2 separate regions of the Homo sapiens genome follow, and region 2 is linked to region 1. Evidence: read pairs that join two places in POLR2A ChIA-PET (ENCODE). Cell type or tissue: IMR-90. All regions are shown on one strand. Each heading gives the region's core, and the rest is flanking DNA. Links, peaks and the distances in the headings are about the cores only.

Region 1 (5,374 bases), core at 225-5,224:
TCTGGTAACATGGGTTAGAATAGAAGTGTGTGAACCAGACCTGCTCACTCTATGCCAAACCTGTGCCCAGACTGACCTGGCAGTAGAGACTCTCCCTTCAGTGCATGAGGGAGAGGGAAGAACAACAGAGATGGAAAAGGCAGGGCTACTTACCCCTTGGAAGACTGCGGAGGCAGATTTAACACAGGCCTGAAATGACTGTCTTCATTTCCGGAATACCTAAGAGGTTTAGAGCGCTTACCACCTTCCAGGTCCCGTTCTCCCCAGTTACATAACCCTGGGAAGTTGGGACCATTATTCTCATCCTATGTTACAGATGAGGAAACTGAGGCTCAGGGAGCAACATGCCCAAGGTCACAGAGCCAGCCAGCTACAGAGCTGGAGTTTGAACCCAGACAATGGGGCCCTGGAGCTCAGCACGGTACCTATAGGCCACTGAAGCAGGCTCTAATGACTCAGGGTGAGGAGGGCACATTTTCAGGATTTTTGCTTCTGACTCCAGAATTAAAGCCCATAACCCCGAATGGGCCCTGTCTGGGAAGGATTTAAGATCAGCAATAATGAGAAGCACTGAGGCCAGGTCTTGAGTGGAAACTTTAGTAAGGTTTTGCACTGAGCAAAATCAAAGAGGATATGAAACTGCTTCCTCGAGATTCCGCCTTTGGAAATAGAATGCAATCATGTCAAAGAGCAAAGGTGGCTTCTCTGCATCTCAGCTCAGAATGTCCCTAAAATACCAAGAGACAAAGGGGAAAAAATGTGGCCCCTGAAAATTCTGCAGAAGAGGTAATATTGTTTCAAAGTTCCATGCAATTTTATGTCTGAACTTCAGACTTGGCCCTCAAGTGCCTGCACCCACTAAAAAGAACCCATCATGATCCCCTTATGGCAGTGGCCATACAGACCTCGAATTGCATCATGGCATTCGCGGGAATTATTCAGTGCAGCTGAAATTATAGTTTCTTTATGAAAATCCCACACGCTCACTCCAACCTGGAAAGAAATCCAGGCCCTCCAATCTCCATTCCTTCTTTTTCCTGTAATGAAACCCTGATTTGTAATTGATTTTAACAAAATAAAGACTACATTATCTAGCCTCTCTTGTAGCTAGATGGGTCTTGTGACCGAATTCTGGCCAATAAGATGTAAGAGGAACTGTTGTGGCAACTTCTGGGATGTGCGTGTGTAATTTTTGTTTGTTTGTTTTGTTTTGTTTTGTTTTGAGACAGGGTCTTGCTCTGTTGTCTAGGCTGAAGTGCAGTGGTGCCATCACAGGTCACTGCAGCCTCAACCTCCCAGGATTAAGCAATCCTCGTACTCAACTTCCCCAGTAGCTGGGACTACAGGCACACGCCACCATGCCTGGCTAATTTTTTTTGGTAATTTTTGTAGAGATGAGATCTCACTATGTTGCCCAGGCTGGTGTCAAGCTCCTAGCTTTGAATCCCCCACCTCAAACTTCCAAAGTTCTGGGATTACAGGCATGAGCCACTGTGTGTGGCCTGGGATGTGTTCTTAAAGGGAAGGGGTACACTTTTCTCTTCTTATTCCTGTTGGCTGAGAGGGAGATGTGATAGCTGGCACTCATGCAACCAGTATGGACCATGTGAAGAGGATAGTGGAGCAACAAAATAGAACTTTGAGTCTCTGATAACTTCATGAATTTGCCATGCCAATCCTGGGCTGCCTCCAGATTTCAATTGTGTGTATATGTGTGTGTGCAGTGGGGGGACAAATGGATAAAGAGTTATTTTCATTTTCTGTCACTTGCCACAGAACCTAATTCTTTTTTTTTTTTTTTTTTTTTTTTTTTTTTGAGACGGTCTCACTTGGTGGCTCAGGCTGGGCACAATCTCTGCTCACTGCAACCTCTGCTTCCTGGGTTCAAGTGATTCTCCCATCTAAGCCTCCCGAGTAGCTGAGACTACAGGCATAAGCCACCGTGCTCAACTAATTTTTGTATTTGTTTTGGTAGAGACAGGGTTTTACCATGTTGGCCAGGCTAGTCTTGAACTCTTGACCTCAAGTGATCCACTTGCCTTGGCCTCCCAAAGTGCTGAGATTATAGGCCTGAGCCACCACACCCAGCCTACAGAACCTAATTCTAATAAACAAACCCATAATTCAGTTCAGCCATGAGCCAAAATGGTGGTAGTCAAATACTCCCTTAAAGTATGAGGGAGTCATACTTTTTTTTCATGTTTCAGTGGTATGTTTAATTAAACAAATGCTCATGACAGATTTTCACAACAGCAACAAATGTTATTTCACAACATCAAATCTTCCTTACTAAGGAAAAAATGGGAACAACAACAAGGCTGATGGATTTGGATTATTTTTCATGTTTCCTGGAGGTAAAAGCAGTGTCCTCAACTTGTATTCCTCTGTTTCCTCATGTCGGAGACTATCTGTTTCCATTCTCTTTACCTCCTCTCTGGCTGTGTGTCCCCAGAAGGCAGCCTGGATTTTGACAGCAGCAACCTCTTCTTTTTCCTTATCTTCCTCAGAAGAGTCTAAGATGGTGACTGGTGTCTCTTTCTCCTTCCCAGATATTGGAGAGTTTTCTTGTTTAGGATCACATTTCTCAGGTGGTTCTTGCTCCTCGAATGCATGACTGTTCTAGAAGCAGTCTTCTACCTGAGTCCCCCATTCTGCTGGATCAAAAGTGGTTTTCTCTCTTTTCTCTGGAAAGCTGTCAAAATATGCTGCTGCAAAAGCTGTATATTATCTGGTTGCTCTCTCAGAATCTCGTGGGTCAGCTCTTTAAGAAGACTCCCAAATCCTTGCAGAATTCAGTAGTGGGTATTGGAGAATGGAATCGACATCCTCTTGGTAAGAACTGCCTATGGAGCCTCCTCTTTCTCTGGGAGCTGGTGCCGCTGGTCCAGCTTACTTCCTCCTCTGACCTCATGTTCTAGGGATGCATGATCTCTCTCTTCCGGGGCAATTCAGGACCAGCACTGTCCAGCCTGCATCCTTCTTACTGATATCTGCCTTTCTTCCCCTAGGCTTCCTAACACACTGCTCTGGATTCTCTGGTTGAAGGTTCAGCTGTGGCTGCAGCTCTTGACTTGCTCTTGATGTCAGGACACTGGGTTGGAAGCCCGAGGGGCCCATGGTCCTCATTGTGTAACCTGGGAGAAGGTTGGGCTTTTACACATGAGTCCTCATGATTTTTCTCAAACGGATTCTTCCCCATCCCAGCACACACCTTGCAGCCTCTTGACAGAGCACCCATCCATCTAGGGCTGGGGAAAAACCAGAATTTTCTGAGCAGAAAACTCTATTCTAGGGTGCTCCTCAGCCCCCATTCCTCCTGATGTCTACCACAGGTCCAATCCTCTTCCTCTAAGGCTCCAGCTCCTCTTGCCTGAGTTTCCCCCCACTTCTGCTTTCTTTTCTAGGATTTTCAGACCTCCAGGGTCCTGGGAGACCAGGGCAGAGGTCATCCCACCAGAACATGTCTTGGTGACTGCAATCTCTGCCCCTCAGACCCCAGCATTTCCTGAGCTCTGTGGGCCGCCCAGTCATACCCTCACCCAGGCAATCTTGGAGTCACTTTGTGACTCAGCCGCTCAGTCTCCTGGTCACTTAGTCACTCAATCAGCTCTTCGGTAGTTAAATCAACTAACCAGTCACATGCTTCTGCCCTTGGCCAGGTGCTCAGATACTTCTTACTCCGCCATTTCATTTGCTATCTGTTCATTGATCAGCCATTCACTGAACCTGAATGAGCCAGCCCTGTGCTAAGTTAGTGGGGATAAACAGACACCAGGTACAAACCCTGTCCTGAACCAGGGCAGCTGCCAGTCTGTGTCCATCAGTCATTGGTCTGGCAGTCTGTTGGCTATTTAATTGATCTATTGGTCAATCAGCATGCCAGCTATTTGATCAATGGCCAGACCCTTGCCCTGGCAGACACTTGTCCTTGTGCTGAACTCTCAGGGTGTGTAGTCATCAGTCCATTCTTCAAAGGTGATTAGGAGACCTCAGAGGCTCCAGGAGGAGGTGCTCTGGAGCTGTGATGGAAGTTTAGGACGAGTCTGGCTCCTGTGGGAACTGGAAGGCCTGTGGGGCTTGCTCCCAAGTCAGGCCTCAGCTCAGGTGCTGGGAGGTGTGGGGCAGGGGATGCGGTCTGCTCTGTGTGGTGGGCGCTCCTGTCTGAGAACACTGAGGGCCCTGGATTCCAGCCCCCCTCTCTCCCTCCCTCCTGGTGATGGTGCAGACACACACACACATGCGCATACACACACTGATAATCTCACACATGCACACACAGACTCACACCACACACATAAACTCATGAACTCAGATATATGATCACATACAAATTCACAAACACACACACACTCGTACACACTTTCCCATATGGACTCACACAGGCACCAGCACACACTCATAAACACATAGAGTGTCACTTGGGCTTGTCCAAAAGTAAGTTTGTCCCTCATCACAGGCAGGCCCCCACAGATAGCCCCATGCCACACTCAGAGATAGGTCAAGTAGCAGTCTTACATCAAGGCAAGTGCCACATGGACACAACTCCCTTGCCACATCCTCACTCCTAGCCCCTAGCTGGGTAGCTACCCAGCCAGGCCCCTAGCAGGGACACAGCCCTGTAGCCCTGCGGCCCAGCACCCAAATGATGCTCTGGCCATGGAGCCCTGTGCACCTCCCCAAAGCCCCCACCTGGTTGGGGTCATGCTCAGAGTTTGAGGAACCCTGACTCCCCACACTGGGGCCACATTCCCTCTTGAGCCAGTTTTCCTCTGAGGTCTCTTGTCCCCACAGGAGGTGATGCCTCTGGCTACCTCCCTGTCCCCAGCCCCCTGGGACTACCCATTGGTCTTGAGTCTTCCTCGCTGACCTTCATCCCTCTGCCTCTCCAAGTCTGATGTTGTTCCTCACAAAGGTGCTCAAAGGGAACTCGGACACCTTTCTGTCCTTGGTGCTGAGACCCCATGCTATCCTCCCAGTTCTCTGCTACCAGACCACCCTTCTCGAGATGGAGATAGATGAGGGATGGGGAGCTGGGAATGTCCTTTTAAGGGGGTTCTCTATGGGGCCACGCCAAGGACAGAGCCTAGGGGAGGGACAAAGAGGTGGCCATCTTAGGGACCCGGAGGCCAGCAAGGCAGTGAGCTGAGAAACAGAAACATGGATAGAGGGACTTGCTATGGCTGGAGAAAGGCCAATCAGGAGACACACAGGAAGGTCACCGAGGTCACCCCTCTTCTGTGTGGCTGGGAGCATTCTCTTGGGATGGGCAAAGTGATACTGGCCTGTCTCAGTTATCTACTGCTACAAGAAAAAGAGTCTCAAATCAAGGGGCTTAAAAACAAGCCCAACTTTTATTTTATTCACAAATTGGCAA
Region 2 (5,374 bases), core at 107-5,106, 110 kb before region 1:
CTGTGTGTCCACGTCTTCTCTTCTTGTCTGTCTCCAATTGTTCTCTGCCTCCTCTCATAAGGACACTTGTCATTGTATTTACGAACCACATAGATAAACCAGGATAAACTCTTCTTAAGTCATTTGATTATTCGCATCTTTCACCATAGAAGGTAATATTCACAGGTTCTGGGATTAGGACACAGACATATCTTTTGTGGGGGTCACCACTGATCCAACTACAGCTCAATTCACATAACTGGTCAGCGGGTCCCTGGGTTGCACAACTCCAGGGACACAGTGTTTAATGCAGTGGCCTTGCTGGTGACAGCAAAGCTGGGACTTGAATCCAGGCCAGCCTGAGTCCAAAGCCCACTGTGTTTCCATCTAGAATTTAAATTCTTTTTTTTTTTTTTTTTTTGTTTGAGATGGAGTCTCGCTCTGTCGCCCAGGCTGGAGTGCAGTGGCGTGATCTTGGCTCACTGCAGGCTCCGCCCCCCGGGTTCACGCCAGTCTCCTGCCTCAGCCTCCCAAGTAGCTGGGACTACAGGCACCCGCCACCTCACCCGGCTAATTTTTTGTATTTTTAGTAGAGACGAGGTTTCACCATGTTAGCCAGGATGGTCTCAATCTCCTGACCTCGTGATCTGCCTGCCTCGGCCTCTCAAAGTGCTGGGATTACAGGCGTGAGCCACCACGCCCGGCCCCCCATCTAGAATTTAAATTCTAAAGGTTTGTGAATCAGAGCAGTTCAACATGGTTGTCTGTTTATCAGTATTGAAGGTTGGATACCCGACGAACCACCCAGTACCAGGCTGATGGCTTTTCCTTTTAATCTCTCTTTCCCCCTTTACTGGCTCCTCCCTTGCCCTGGTGGGGTGCGCTTTGCCTCTGAAAGGATAAGACTTCCTCACATCTGTAAAGTGCTTTACCCTTTATAAAGCAATTTCACATAATATATAATATGAGAACTTTTTTTTTTTTAAGCATTGGTGCCATTTACTGTTCTTGATTTAAAAAGCAGAGGAGTTGAGTTCCTTTGTTATTTTTCAAGGAAAAACAGACCCCAGATTAAGTTGATTTTTGCATATAACCCCTGCTTGATTTCTTTTGGAGGTCACTGGCCTTTGATAGAAAAAAATCTCCACACTCTTGCAGCCTGAGGAAATGGAAAGACAACAAAAGACTTGAGCAGCCCAAAGAAAGAAGAAATCAGACCAACGCTTGGGGCCTCCTCCTCAGGGCAGAGGGCTGCGGGGAAGGAGGCTGCCCAAAGAACTGGCTTTCCTCTATGGTGAGGGTTGTCCTGGGCTCCTTGGAGGGCACCAGGCTGCTTGTGGCAGCTGTTTCCAGAATCCCAGCACATGTACCCTCGAGGTGCTCATGCAGTCTCTGCAAAGCTGCCCACATGTCCGTACTCATAACCCACATGTGTGCACACACGCATACACATCCCATCTCTCTCACGCATATGCACATGGATACATGACAAATGTTAATGCTAACACTTATTAAGCACTTTCTGTGCACCAGCACCATTGATCAAATGCCTTCTTGAATCATTTCAATCCTTACAACAGCTGTGAGACCAGTAATATTATTTTCTCCATTTAGCAAATGTAGAAACTGAGGCAGAGAAAGGCAAAGTAACTTGTTGGAGTTAGATTTCAACCCAGTCCAGCTGGGCCCAGAGTCCACACTGCTTCATCCAGACCCCCACCTACCATAGTACGACACACACTTGTGCACACACGTACACACAGACCCATGCCTGCACATGTGGGCAAACACACCTGCATTCCATCACACACATGGCCAGACCTATGTGTGTGCAAATGCACTGACACAACACTCACCCACCGACCCCACACGTACTGTGCTGCTTCCTCTCCTGCCTGTCTTCTCAGGAACCGGTTTTCTTTTTCTTTTTATTTTTAAGAGATGAGTTCTCTCTATGTTGCCCAAGCTGGTCTTGAACTTCTGAGCTCAATTGATCCTCCTGCCTCAGCCTCCCAAAGTGCTAGGATTACAGGCATAAGCCACCATGTCTGGCCATAGGAACTGGTTTTTTTCTGAAGCCAATGACTGAGGCCAGGCTGGACTGGGCATCAGAGTGAGGATGGGGGTAGGGTGGCCACTGACAGGGTGATGGAAAGCAGGAAAGTCACAAATAAGCAAACAGCCCCGCCTGGACACAGTTTCGGCTGGGCGTTTCCTGAATGTCCAGGGACATGTTTATTTTTTGATGACTGTCCAGAGCTGACCTCAAGTCTCTCCCTTCCCGAGTGGCCATCATGATGGAGCTGTGGCGCTGTGGGTCTGGCTTAGTTGGGAGTGATGTTTACAAATGTCTCTCTTCTCCAGCGGAGGCTGGGAGGCCCTCGAGGGTAGGCCCCATCTACTTCTCAACTTCATACCCCCAACTCAGGGTGTTCCTCGGATGCCAGCTCTCTGACCCCAGGAGGTTGGATTGGGCTGGAGAGTGTTCACTCCAGCCTCCTGGCCTTTGCTCAAGCTGTCCTTTGCCTGGGATACCCAATTCCTGTTCTCAAGGTAAATCCTATTCTCCTTCCTGAATCTCAATCAAATGACACCTCCTCCAGGAAGCTGTCTAGGTTCTTTCAGGGTCTAAGAAATCTCTTTTTTCCCCGGCATTTAATTTTTTTTTTTTTTTTGACAGAGTCTTGCTTTTTCGCCCGGGCTGGAGTGCAATGGTGTGATCTACACTCATTGCAACCCTGCAACCTCTGCCTCCTGGGTTCAAATGATTCTCCTGCCTCAACCTCCCAAGTAGCTGGGATTACAGGCATGCACCACTGCCTGGCTAATTTTTGTATTTTTAGTAGAGTGGGGTTTCACCATGTTGGCCAGGCTGGTCTTGAACTCCTGATCTCAAGTGATTTGCCCACCTCAGCCTCTCAAAGTGCTGGGATTACAGGTGTGAGTCACCACGCGCAGCCAAAAAAAATTTTTTTTTGGTGTAAAATACTTCTTAACTTTCCTCTAACTCATTTGCAGCATAAATGTCTGCCGTGGAGGGCTATTTTTTTTTTTTTTTTTTTGAGATGGAGTTTTGCTCTTGTTGCCCAGGCTGGAGTGCAATGGCACAATCTTGGCTCACCACAACCTCCGCCTCCCAGGTTCAAGCGATTCTTCTGCCTCAGCCTCCCAAGTAGCTGGGATTGCAGGCATGCACCACCACGCCTGGCTAATTTTGTATTTTTAGTAGAGACAGGGTTTCTCCATGTTGGTCAGGCTGGTTGCGAACTCCCAACCTTAGGTGATCCGCCTGCCTCGGCTTCCCGAAGTGTTGGGATTACAGGCATGAGCCACTGTGCCTGGTCAGTGGAGGGCTAATTGTGGTAAAATACGGATAATATAAAATTTACCATCTTAACATTTTAAGTGTCTAGTCTAATACACTTAAATATATCCACACTCTTGTATAACCATTGCCACCATTTATCCACATAACTCTTTTCCTCTTGCAAAACTGATTAAACCCATTAAATGATAACTCACTGTCCTCCTTCCCCCCAGCCCCAGCAACCACCATTCTACTTTCTGTCTCTCTGAATTTGACTACTCTAGGTCCCTCAGAAAAGTGGAATCATGCAGTATTTGTCTTTTTGTGTCTGGCTTATTTCACTTAGCATAATGCCTTCCAGGTTCATCTGTGCTGTGGCATGTGTCAGAACTTCTTTCCTTTTTAAGGCTAAATAATATTCCATTATATATATATATATACACCACATTTTTCTTATCCATTTATCTGTGAGTGGACACCTGGGGTGCTGCCACTTTTTGGCTATGTGAATAATGCTGCTCTGGACATGGGTGTACAAATATCTCTTTGGCACTTTGTTCTTTTCACACATATTTATTCATTCATCTGTTGACGGAAATTTGGGTTGTTCCCAGTTTTTGTCTATTACAAATAAAGCTGCTATAAACATTCATCTACAAATCTTTGTGAGAACATAAGTTTTCATTTCTCTTAGGCAAATATCTACCAGTGGACTGGATCATTATATATATATATATATATATTTTTTTTTTTTTTTTTTTTTTTTTCGAGATGGAGTCTTGCTCTGTCACTCAGGCTGGAGTGCAGTAGTGTGATCTTGGCTTACTGCAGCCTCTGCCTCCCAGGTTCAAGAGATTCTCCTGCCTCAGCCTCCCAAGAAACTGGGATTACAGGTGTGCACCACCATGTCCAGCCTGTTAGATGTACATTTAAAGACACTGTTAAATTGTTTTCCAAAGTGGTTGTATCCTTTTTTTTTCCAGAAAAGGATATTTTAAAAATTCAAGTAACTGCAAATAGGAAACCAGAGGGGGTCCCTGGCCTGGGACCTACTCACACCCTGGCAGAACAGGGGAAGGCAGCTCCTGTACCTGCTATGTTCAGTTCAGTCCCCTTTGTCACTCTGCTGCAGCATCTGAGGGTCCGGGCCCATCTTCCCTGGGACTGAGGTGGTTCATAAGCAGCCTGACACATGCAGCCCCTCTTGCCTGAGAAGACTATCTTGGGGGAGGGGAATGTGAGCAGAATAAGAGGTAATGAGGATGGACATTCGGTTCTGGGAGCAGCAGCCGTGATAGATGTTAAGAATGAAACACTGAACAAAAAACAACTGTCCAGAGGTAGTTTGTGAACGGGAGCCTGGGGGTGGCGCTCTCGAAGGCCGAGCTCTTTGTTATTGGCACCCCATCTGAGGAGGGAGAAACAGGCTGAGTGGTGGAAGCAGGTAGGGTTGGGGCACAGCCCCAGCTCACCTCAGGTGGCTGCCACAGGCAGCCTGGGCCTCACCTGGACAATAGGTGACCCTGCATCTGCATCACTGCAATAGAGACTCGGATCCCAGACTGAGGGCAAGGGGGCTGGGGCCCCTGTGAAGAAGGGTAGGTGGCTCAAACCCCTCCTGCCTTCCTTTCTGTACCCCAAAGCAGGCCGTGCAAAGGAGTGCAGGGACTAGCAAAAGGAGGGAAGGAAGAAAAATAGGTGTGAGCTCCACGTGGTGACAAAGACACAAGTTGGCTGGGAGCATCCTGGGGGCCAAGCGTCCCCCTCCACTGGCCACACCTGTTGCTGCCAGGGCAGTGGAGTAGGGTACGCCAGAATAAGAGGGGCTTGGGCTCCTTTTAAGGCCAGGGAACCCTCCCAGGCCCCTCTCTGGGAAACCAAAGGGAACAGTGGAGAAGCAGAGCGGGGGGTCCCCAAACCAAAAGCCCAGAGAGCAATGTCCGTACCGACATGCGCGTGGGGACGCAGGAGGGGCAGGGTGTGGCTAAGTGGGACGCAAGGTGTGGCGCAAGTGTGTGCATGGGTTGGCGGGGTGGCTGGGAGCTGAGGCCAGAGAACTGCTCCCCAGTCGACCGGCAGGGGCCCTGC

Evidence for each region. ChIA-PET counts read pairs that join two places held together with the same protein. Peaks named below come from ENCODE experiments on the same cell type or tissue, not always from the same donor. Only the 100,000 strongest peaks of a DNase experiment are listed, where the experiment ranks them.
Region 2: POLR2A ChIA-PET joins it to region 1 with 6 read pairs; 4 of 35 experiments call an interaction of 5 or more read pairs at or near these places.

What each region holds. Positions count from the first base shown.
Region 1 is chr10:75,380,020-75,385,393 of GRCh38, forward strand. It overlaps a transcript of ZNF503 not described here and the pseudogene SPA17P1. Among named protein-coding and RNA genes, the nearest start is that of ZNF503-AS2, 19 kb to the right of the region's middle. RefSeq lists an enhancer at 2,465-3,664. In IMR-90, for the core only: no CTCF peak of the experiment used is centred there; no DNase peak of the experiment used is centred there; H3K27ac peaks cover 194 bases.
Region 2 is chr10:75,270,880-75,276,253 of GRCh38, forward strand. It overlaps the pseudogene HMGA1P5. Among named protein-coding and RNA genes, the nearest start is that of ZNF503-AS1, 23 kb to the right of the region's middle. In IMR-90, for the core only: no CTCF peak of the experiment used is centred there; no DNase peak of the experiment used is centred there.